Regions from separate parts of the Homo sapiens genome. Here region 2 is linked to region 1. The links are chromatin loops, found by intact Hi-C in ENCODE. Cell type or tissue: CD4-positive, alpha-beta T cell. All regions are shown on one strand. Links, peaks and the distances in the headings refer to the core of each region. The heading gives the core; the rest is flanking DNA.

Region 1 (4,791 bases), core at 1,030-3,529:
TTCCCTCAAAGAGTTTATAATCTGGTTTTTTTCCTGGGTCACGTTGTTATATTCTTGACTCATACTCCTTTCCTAAGCCTCTTACCTGTACCAGGTGTTTCTACCCTCCTCCTTGGACGAGTTGTAGGCATTAAATCCAGTCCATAGGGGTCTCCTGCCTTAACCCCATCCCCAAGATCCAATGCCAGTCAGAGGATCTTGATAGGAAAGTAAAAAATCCAGACAAGTCAATATCGCTCCTTACTCTAGTCCTTTCTTTTGCCCAGTCATTATCTATCCATCTATACTCAGATTATTGAAACCCACATCACAGGAATCTGATGGACAGGTCTGTGATTGTTCCTTTTTCCTTTGTGTTCCTAGACACTCCCCAGTAAACCACCGGACTTGTATGGTGCTCTGTACATTCAAATTAGAACTATGGTCATATTACCCTCATATACAGTCTCAGACCTGTACATGAAATAAAGATATAGACATAATTCAAAACCTGTATCAATCAGTGTCCCAGCAGGAAATAGATGGCACACTCAAAATGGCTATTTTGGAGAGGGGTAAGGGTCAATATTAATAAATGGACTATTTATAAAGGTGTAGGCAGGGTAACTCAGGGCTAGGAAGAGGATTTGGAGATGCCTTTACCATCATAGCCTGACTAAGAAAAGGGAGACTTTTGATGTCATCCCTACAGGTCAGCTTCCCAGGGTAGAGTGCAGGAGGGAAGACTGGAGTGAGGACCTGAAGAGGCAGACAAAAACTATCTAGCGCAGAACTTCTCATTCAAATTTTGCAGTAATTCAGACCAGGGCTGAGATCAAGGTATTGTGCATTGATCTGGGAAAATCAGCTTTGTTAAGCAAATGAGTAGGCTCATTTTTAAACTATGAAAGAACTCATTTGCATAGAACAGTGAATGACTTTTTTAATGTATTTATTAAAATAGGCCTCACTTTGACACTTTGTTAGCATTAGATTATGTTACTAAATGTGACTGAAAAAAATGAAACGAGACTGCACTTATTTAAAACAGTCTGGATTTCAGATTTACAGCTAATTCCGATTGATTTCCTTGCACCCTGTCCCCCACCAAAAATAAAAACTGGGCATACCAAATTAAGGAGCTTCGATGCTTAAAGTAACATCATAACACTGTTATCAGTTAACTAAACACTGCTCTTCTGCAGTCCATTAGAAGAACCTAGTAACAAGAAAACAGGTTGATATTAAAACTTTTACTTTAAAAAGTAATAACAGTAAATGGACCCCATTCCCAAGGCTGCCATCACATAGCCCAGGCTCCTGACCCTCTCTCTCTGCCTCCATTTCTAACCTAGAACAGTCTTCCAAGATGGCTAGCAGGATAATGCTAAAGCCCTGTCTGAAGTCCAGAAATTAAACACAATAGAGTCCATGATGAGCAAGACACTGATCACTGAGGTTGCGTCTCAGCATCAGACAGACTAGCTTGGGCATTTATCAGCTAAGACACCTCAGGTGAGCGGTTTAATTTCTCCAAGCCTCGGTTTCCTCAACTTTAAAATGGGAATAAAGAAAACATCTACATCATCAGTTGTTACAGGGATTGCATAAGGTTCTGTGTGTAAAACACCTAGCACAGTGCCTGGCACATTACATGCACACAGTAAACACTTTGATTGTCACACTCAGAAACAAGAGCTAATTTAAAGAAAAGAGGGAAAAAAACAAAGGTGAGAAGTGGGTTACCTTTCAATTAACTAAAATGTTACATTGCCCAGACTCCCATTCCCTGAGGGATCCCATTAAATTCACATTTATGGTATTGATTTTTTTCCAGGACAACAACCATTTTACACATTAAACATCTCTACCTCCTGCTATTTTATAGGTGGCTACTATAATAAGATCTCCACTCACATCAATTCAGAAGTCTATCTTTTTCCTCTGTCAAAAGCAGGAAATAAAGCTGGATAAGAGACCTAGGTCACTATGGGGGATGGAAATGTATCTAAGAATCCCCAAAGAATAGGTCAGGAGGGGGATCTGAAGTGGAATAAGAGGCTTAAGAGGAAGAAATTCAAATTGCTATGGCAGGTTTGTTTGGCTCTTGATCCAGAGAAGCCACATCTGCAAATGTTACACACACTGTCACGTGTTAGTTACTTCCCTTTTTCAAAAGGCACAAAGTCCTAGGTCACAAACCACCCCACCCCTCCCCCTAACCCAACAAGGTGAGAGAACAGGAGAGTTCAAGAACACTCAAACAAATAATACTTCCCCAACCCCTGACATAGCCTCCCTTTTTCCATGCTTGCTACTCTATAATTTATCCTCCCCACAACAGCCAGTGTGATCCCTTTTAATTCAGATCACACCACTCCTCTGCTTAAACCCATCCAATGTCTTTTTGTCTCACTCAAATTAAAAGTCCTAATCCTTACAATGGCCTACAAGGCCCTAAGCAACTTGCTAATCTGGTGTCACTAACCCCATGAACTCTCTAACCTCATCTTCTACCTCTCTTCCCCTCACTCACTTCCCTCCAGCCACACTAGACTTCTTTTCCTAGAACACACCAAACGCACTCCTGAATCAAGATCTTTGTTCTGGCTGTGACCTCTGCCAAGAATCTCTTTCTCCAGATTTTTGCATGGCTGACACCAGAAACCTTTTACAGGTTTTCCTCATTGTCCCTTTCTCTGTGAAACTTTCTTTGACCACCCTAATTCAAATTCGATCACACATCACTTCTGGCATTCTCAATCTCCCTTCCTTACTTTCTTTTTCTTCATTGTACTTATCGTCATTTAACATAACACATATCTTATTACCTTATTGTCTGTCTTTCCCATTAAAACATCGTACTCCATGATGGTAGGGATATTTGTCTCTTTTGTTCATGGATGTATTCCCAGGGCGTATAACAATGCCTGGTACATGATAAGCACTCACTATTTGTGGAATAAGTGAATTCACCTAGTTTAAAGTAACGGCCTTACCCTTACGGCATAATGTTTAGAAAAAAAAAATGTGTGTGTGTGTCTTTTTTTAAATAAAGAAGTGGCCTTCAACCCTGACTATACATTAGAATCATCTGGGCAGAGGGCTTTTTAAATCTATTCATACCAGATAATTCAGAATCTCCAAGAGTAGGACCCAGGAATCTTTCTTCGAAGCTATATAGGTAATCCTAAGGTATAGCCAGCGTTAACTCCTGGTTTAAAAAGTCAAATAGCTCTTCTTAATAACAGCCATCTCTGGGATTACCCTTCTTAGCTCAATAATTATTTGTTAAATGAAAGAATCTAGGTGAAATTAGGTTCCAACCATCATCAAGGGGAAAAAACCAAAAGGGACAGCTAGCGGTGTTGTGAGGCAGTATTCAGTGTGCTATGATTAAGAGGTAAGACAGAGAGGCAGTGTCTACAAATAGCAGTGCTTTCCTGGGGCCGACTTAGGTCCAGGAGCTGGCTTTCCATTTTAGAGGTGAAAAACCGTATTTTGCCAGCCCACACAGGTGCGAGGTGGGATCTTCTTGACGACTCCCATTCACCAAACTTACAAGAGATTGATAACACTGCATAATTATGCAACTGCATGACTAACTCATTGGTGCTCTAGCCCTGACACAGAGAAGAACCGTACAGAGACAGTACACTGGATGCAAAGGTTTTAATTTAGGGAGAGGGAGGTGGGAAGTTAGGAGAAGATCATCTGAAAAGGGCACTGCTCAGGTAGGCACTTCTCAGGTGTGCCATCCATGTGGTAAACATCTTTAGCCACTGTATGGAGCCTCTGCTTTGCCTATGTTTTTAACAGGGTTTTAAACAAGTGTTTAGACGTGCCAAACACCTGCTGGTGAAAGGAAAATGCGGGGGCGGCGGGGGGTGGTGTGCTTCAAGTGGAGAAAGATAAATTTGCATTTCCTACTCAAAAGGAGAAACAAAAATAATGCATAATGGGAGAAGAAATTTAATAACTACCATTTCTAATTGGGAACATGTTATCTCATTTAATCCTCCCCACAGCACTGTGAGGGAGGTACTATGGTTATTCCATTCTATAAGGAAGAATCTAAAGCTCAGAGAGGTTAAATAGCTTGCCAAAGATCACAGAGTTGATAAGTAGTAGAAGCAGGGTTGGAACTCTCCAAGTCCCATGCTTTAACTTAGTTGTCCTCAAACTTTCCAGTACATTAGAGTCACCTGGGGGCTTATTTGAATTGCTGACTGCTGGGACCTACTCTCACCGTCCTCCCGCAGCCCCCCGCCCCACCAAATTCTGATTTTGAGGGTGTGAGGAGGGCCCAATAATCTAATGTTACAAGCCCCACGCCTCCCCTGCCCTGGTACTTATGGTGCAAGTGGTTCTTTGTGGGGATTCACAGCTCTTCTCTTTATGTGATGCCGGTGGACAAGAAAGCTGCCTCCTCCCTCTTCACAGCACATCCAAACTCGACTTTAAAAGAAGCTTAAACCATGATTCTCTTGTGTTCTTTGATCATCTTCCACTTCCTGGAATTGCTTGATGAGTTCAAAGGCCCTTCACAGTGAGCTCAGATCAGGACAAAGTGCACACATGTCTCTTAGTGAAGCATCTATCCCAGCTGGCTCACATCCCAAGAGAAGCGAATGAGCTCTTCCCCTACACGAGGCCCCAAAATTAGAGAGCGGTGATGAGCAGCTCTGTTGCAGATCATACCCCTGGATACCTTCAAGAAAAAAAGCATCTGTTTGGCCTTGAATTAAGTTATTTGGTCTCTGATTGTTGCTCTGCACCTCTCCCTGCACAAAACCCCGGAGAAAGGGAAGC
Region 2 (3,905 bases), core at 1,267-3,766, 91 kb after region 1:
GAATAGGGGTTTATAGTGTCTACTCTTATGAGGTAAGAAAGATGTGTCTGCCATCTCTCTCCCTACCTCAAAGTGGGATCCATGTCCTTTTCTTTCCTGGTTCTTCATCTCTAATGGTTTACTTCCATCAACTGCCATCCAACTTACTTGCACTACTAAATCAGATTGAACAAATGACATTTCTAAGATATTTATTTACTCCTCTTCCTTTTTCCTCATTGAATTTTCTTGGTATTTGCTAGGAACAGTCTCTAGAAAAGTTGAATTGACTATGTTAAGATGTTGGGTCACTGACTTTTCTCCTATAGCAATGTGGTTCTCAACCCTAACTGTACATTAGAATTAACTTTTAAAAGGAAAAAAAAAAAACTTTTTCTCAGGCTCCACTGCTGGAGGCTCTGATTTAATCACTTTCTTGTGGGGCCAGAATGTGGGTAATTGTTTTCTAACTCCCCAGGTGATGTTATTTTACATCCAGGGCTGAGAACCACTGCATTAAATAAAGTATAGGCTTGTAGCCTGCACCCAGTGTTTTTTGGTGCACCTGCTCTTGAGACCTTAAATATCTAACAGAAAACAAAATATTTCATTCCATAAAAGAAAGGGAAAAATCAAATGTGAATACCCTCAGGAGAGGAATTAGACTGACCTAAAGATAGTAGGGTTTGAGCCCTAGATTCCTAAATCAGATGATCTGAGTTGGAGTGCAGACTCTGCCACTTAACCACCAGATGATTTTGGACAACTAACTTAACTTCTCTAACATGGGAAAGTACCTATCAGTATGCCTGGCATATAACAGGTCCTCAATATATTTTTATTGACTCTGTATATGAACCTCTGAATTCCATCTGTAAGTTGAGTGTAATAATGCCTGCCTGCATCCTGGGGTTGCTGTGAGACTGAAAATAGATAATGGGCACGAAGGCACTTTTTTTAAAAAAAATGATGTTTTTATTTACTTTTTATTATTATTTTTTTTTTAGAGAGACAGAGCCTCACTCTGTCACCCAGGCTGGAGTACAGTGGCATGATCATGGCCTACTGAAGCCTCAAGAGATTTCTGGGCTGAAGAGATCCTCCCATCTCAGCCTCCTGAGTAGCTGGGACTACAGGTGAGCACCACCTCATCCAGCTAATTTTTAAATTTTTCTTTTCATAAGACAGGGTCTCACTTTGTTGCCCAGGCTGGTCTCAAATGCCTGACTTCAAACAATCCTCCTGCTTTGGCCTCCCAAAATGCTGGGATTACAAGAGTGAGCCCCCACCCGCTGTCATGACTGCATTTTAAAATGCTCAGGTGCTGTACAAATGAAAAGGATAAACATTATTTTTCTTTTGTAGTATTGTTAAACATGTATATCACTTTTTTAAAATGTTTTGAAGAACCTTCATGCCTGTGGTCCTATAGAGTGTCATGAGAGCCCTGGGAAGTAAATTAGGCATCAAGTTAACTGGTAAGAAAACTGAGATAAGAGAGGTTGTGTGATCTGCGCAAGGTTGTTCAGCAAAACTAAGACTGGATCCCAGGACTGTTAAATCAAAAGCAGTGATTCTTAGCCAGGCACAGTGGCTCACGCCTGTAATCCCAGCACTTTGGGAGGCCGAGGCGGGCAGACGGTTTGAGCTCAGTAGTTCATAGACCAGCCTGGGCAACATGGCAAAACCCCACCTCTACAAAAATATATATATATTAAAAATTAGCCAGTCATGGTGGCACGCACCTATAGTCCCAGCTACTCAGGAGGCTGAGGTGAGAGGATCGCTTGAGCCCAGGAAGTTGAGGCTGTGGTGAGCTAAGATTGCGCCACTGCACTCCAGCCTGGGTGACAGCACAAGACCCTGTCTCAAAATAAATAAATAAATAAATAAATAAATAAATAAATAAATAAATAAAACAGTGCTTCTCTTCACCAGATGACTGTTATAAAAGGTCTATTAATAGCTCCCCTTAAATAAGTAGATTGGTTATCTGATCAGAGTTCTGAATTGTTGAACATGTTGGGACAATTTCTCTTACTTGACCCATTCGAAGCATGGATTGTACCTGAGGAAATCCAATAAATATTTCCCAGGTCTATATTCAATCCTCAGGTACACGATTTGTTTTGGGTTTTTGTTTCCCTCCACCTCTAGTTTTTCTTATGAAATATTTCAGTAACCATGCTGTTGGTACGTTGAGCAAAAGAAAAAGAAACCTTCCCAATTTCACCATCATCACCTTAGTTTCTTACCATGTGATGCTTTTCTAATTTCAACACTAAAAAAATACAGTGAAAATGACAACACCAAAGATGAATAACCACAAGATGGCAGAGTTTACCATTTCATTTTTTTTCTTGTTTATATCATTTATTCATTCATTCATTCAAGAATTATTCCCTGAGTGTCTACTATGTGTCTAGTGCTTTTCTAGGAGTCTAGAGGATTACAAAAGAGGTTTACATGTGATATAGATCCTGCTCTTGATGAGCTTGTGGTGGGGGGAGCCTGTGGGAAAGACATACCTGAGAACATTTAAATGAAAATACATGGTAATGTGTGATTAAAGACCAAATGCAGAGTGCTGTATGAGTTTGCAATGAGCCAGAGAAGTCTGTATGGAGGAGGGGAGAACAGAGCTAGGGCTTGAAGGATGAATAAAATAGATCGATGTAGGAAAAAAGAATAAATCCCCAGCAAAGGAACCAGTGTGGTCTATGCCACTTAGGTAGAAATGAGCAAGACACAGTCCCAGGTTAGTGGCATGACTAATCTAGTTATAATAAACAGATATTGGGTAAACAAGAATGAAATAAATTAGATCTCCATTGATTTTGTTAGAATGATGCCCACCACGAAAGCTAAACTTATCTATTAAGTCTGCCACTAACTTATTGCCTTTAGGCAAGCCGCGTGACTGATTCAACTCTAGGGTTCTCCTTTGTAAAATGTGCAGGTTGAACAAGATGACCTCAAATAGCCCTTCCAGATCTTAGAAGAAAAGGAGGGAGGGAGGGAGGGAAGGAAGGAAGGAAGGGAGGGAGGGAGGGAGGGAAAGAAAGGGGAAAAGAGAGGAGAGGGAAAAGCTGATTCTAAGTTCCCTAGCAATTACTCTATGGCCTTTGACATGGTTCAGTTGCAAAAAAGAACAGTGATAGTCTGGTATGGTGGTTACAACTTGGGGTCTACTATTAGCTAGCCTAGTTCAAGTCTTGGATCAGTCACTTAATAGCTATTTAACAATAGGCAAGTTAGCTTAGCCTTTATAAGTTTCACTCATTCATTCAACAAATATGTATGTAACACCTTACTGTGTTAGTCAGGGTACTCCAGAGAAACAGAAACAATAAAATATATTTATATCTATGTATGTATTAATAGGAAGAGAGACTCAGTTGTAGGAATTGGCTCACACAATTATGGAGGTCAAAGAGTCCCATGGTTAGCTTTCTGCAAGCTGGAGAACCAGAAAAGCCAGTGGGATAATTCAGTCTGCATCTGAAGGCCTGAGAACCAAGGAGCTCTGATGTGTGAGAGAAGACGGATGTCCCAGCTCAAGAGAGTGAATTGACTCTTCCTCCAAATTCAGGTCTTCAATAAATTGTATGATGGCCACCCACATTAATGAGGATAACCTTCTTTTTACACTCTACCAATTCAAATGCTAATCTCTTCTGGAAACGCCCTCACAGGCACACCCAAAAATAATGTTTTACCTGCTCTCTGGGCATCCCTTAAGCTAATCAAATTGACACATAAAATTACCATCACACTTACAATATGCTAAGCCCTATGTTAGTCATTGGGAATAGAGAGATAAACAAGACAAACAAGATCCCTTCCCCGGAACTTATAGTTTTGTAGAGGAGATAGCCCAAACCCAGAAAATCAAACAGCCTGTTACAGCATGCTGAGAAGAAATA

Evidence for each region. A loop is a pair of places that touch in the nucleus more often than their neighbours do. Peaks named below come from ENCODE experiments on the same cell type or tissue, not always from the same donor. Only the 100,000 strongest peaks of a DNase experiment are listed, where the experiment ranks them.
Region 2: a loop joins it to region 1, with 2.2 times the contacts of the local background. A loop is called at or near these places in 2 of 110 quality-filtered maps.

The regions. Positions count from the first base shown.
Region 1 is chrX:120,752,661-120,757,451 of GRCh38, reverse strand. No RefSeq gene overlaps it. Among named protein-coding and RNA genes, the nearest start is that of CT47B1, 120 kb to the left of the region's middle. RefSeq lists an enhancer at 2,283-2,362. In CD4-positive, alpha-beta T cell, for the core only: no CTCF peak of the experiment used is centred there; a DNase peak (open chromatin) is centred at 2,171.
Region 2 is chrX:120,662,710-120,666,614 of GRCh38, reverse strand. No RefSeq gene overlaps it. Among named protein-coding and RNA genes, the nearest start is that of C1GALT1C1, 35 kb to the right of the region's middle. In CD4-positive, alpha-beta T cell, for the core only: no CTCF peak of the experiment used is centred there; a DNase peak (open chromatin) is centred at 2,314.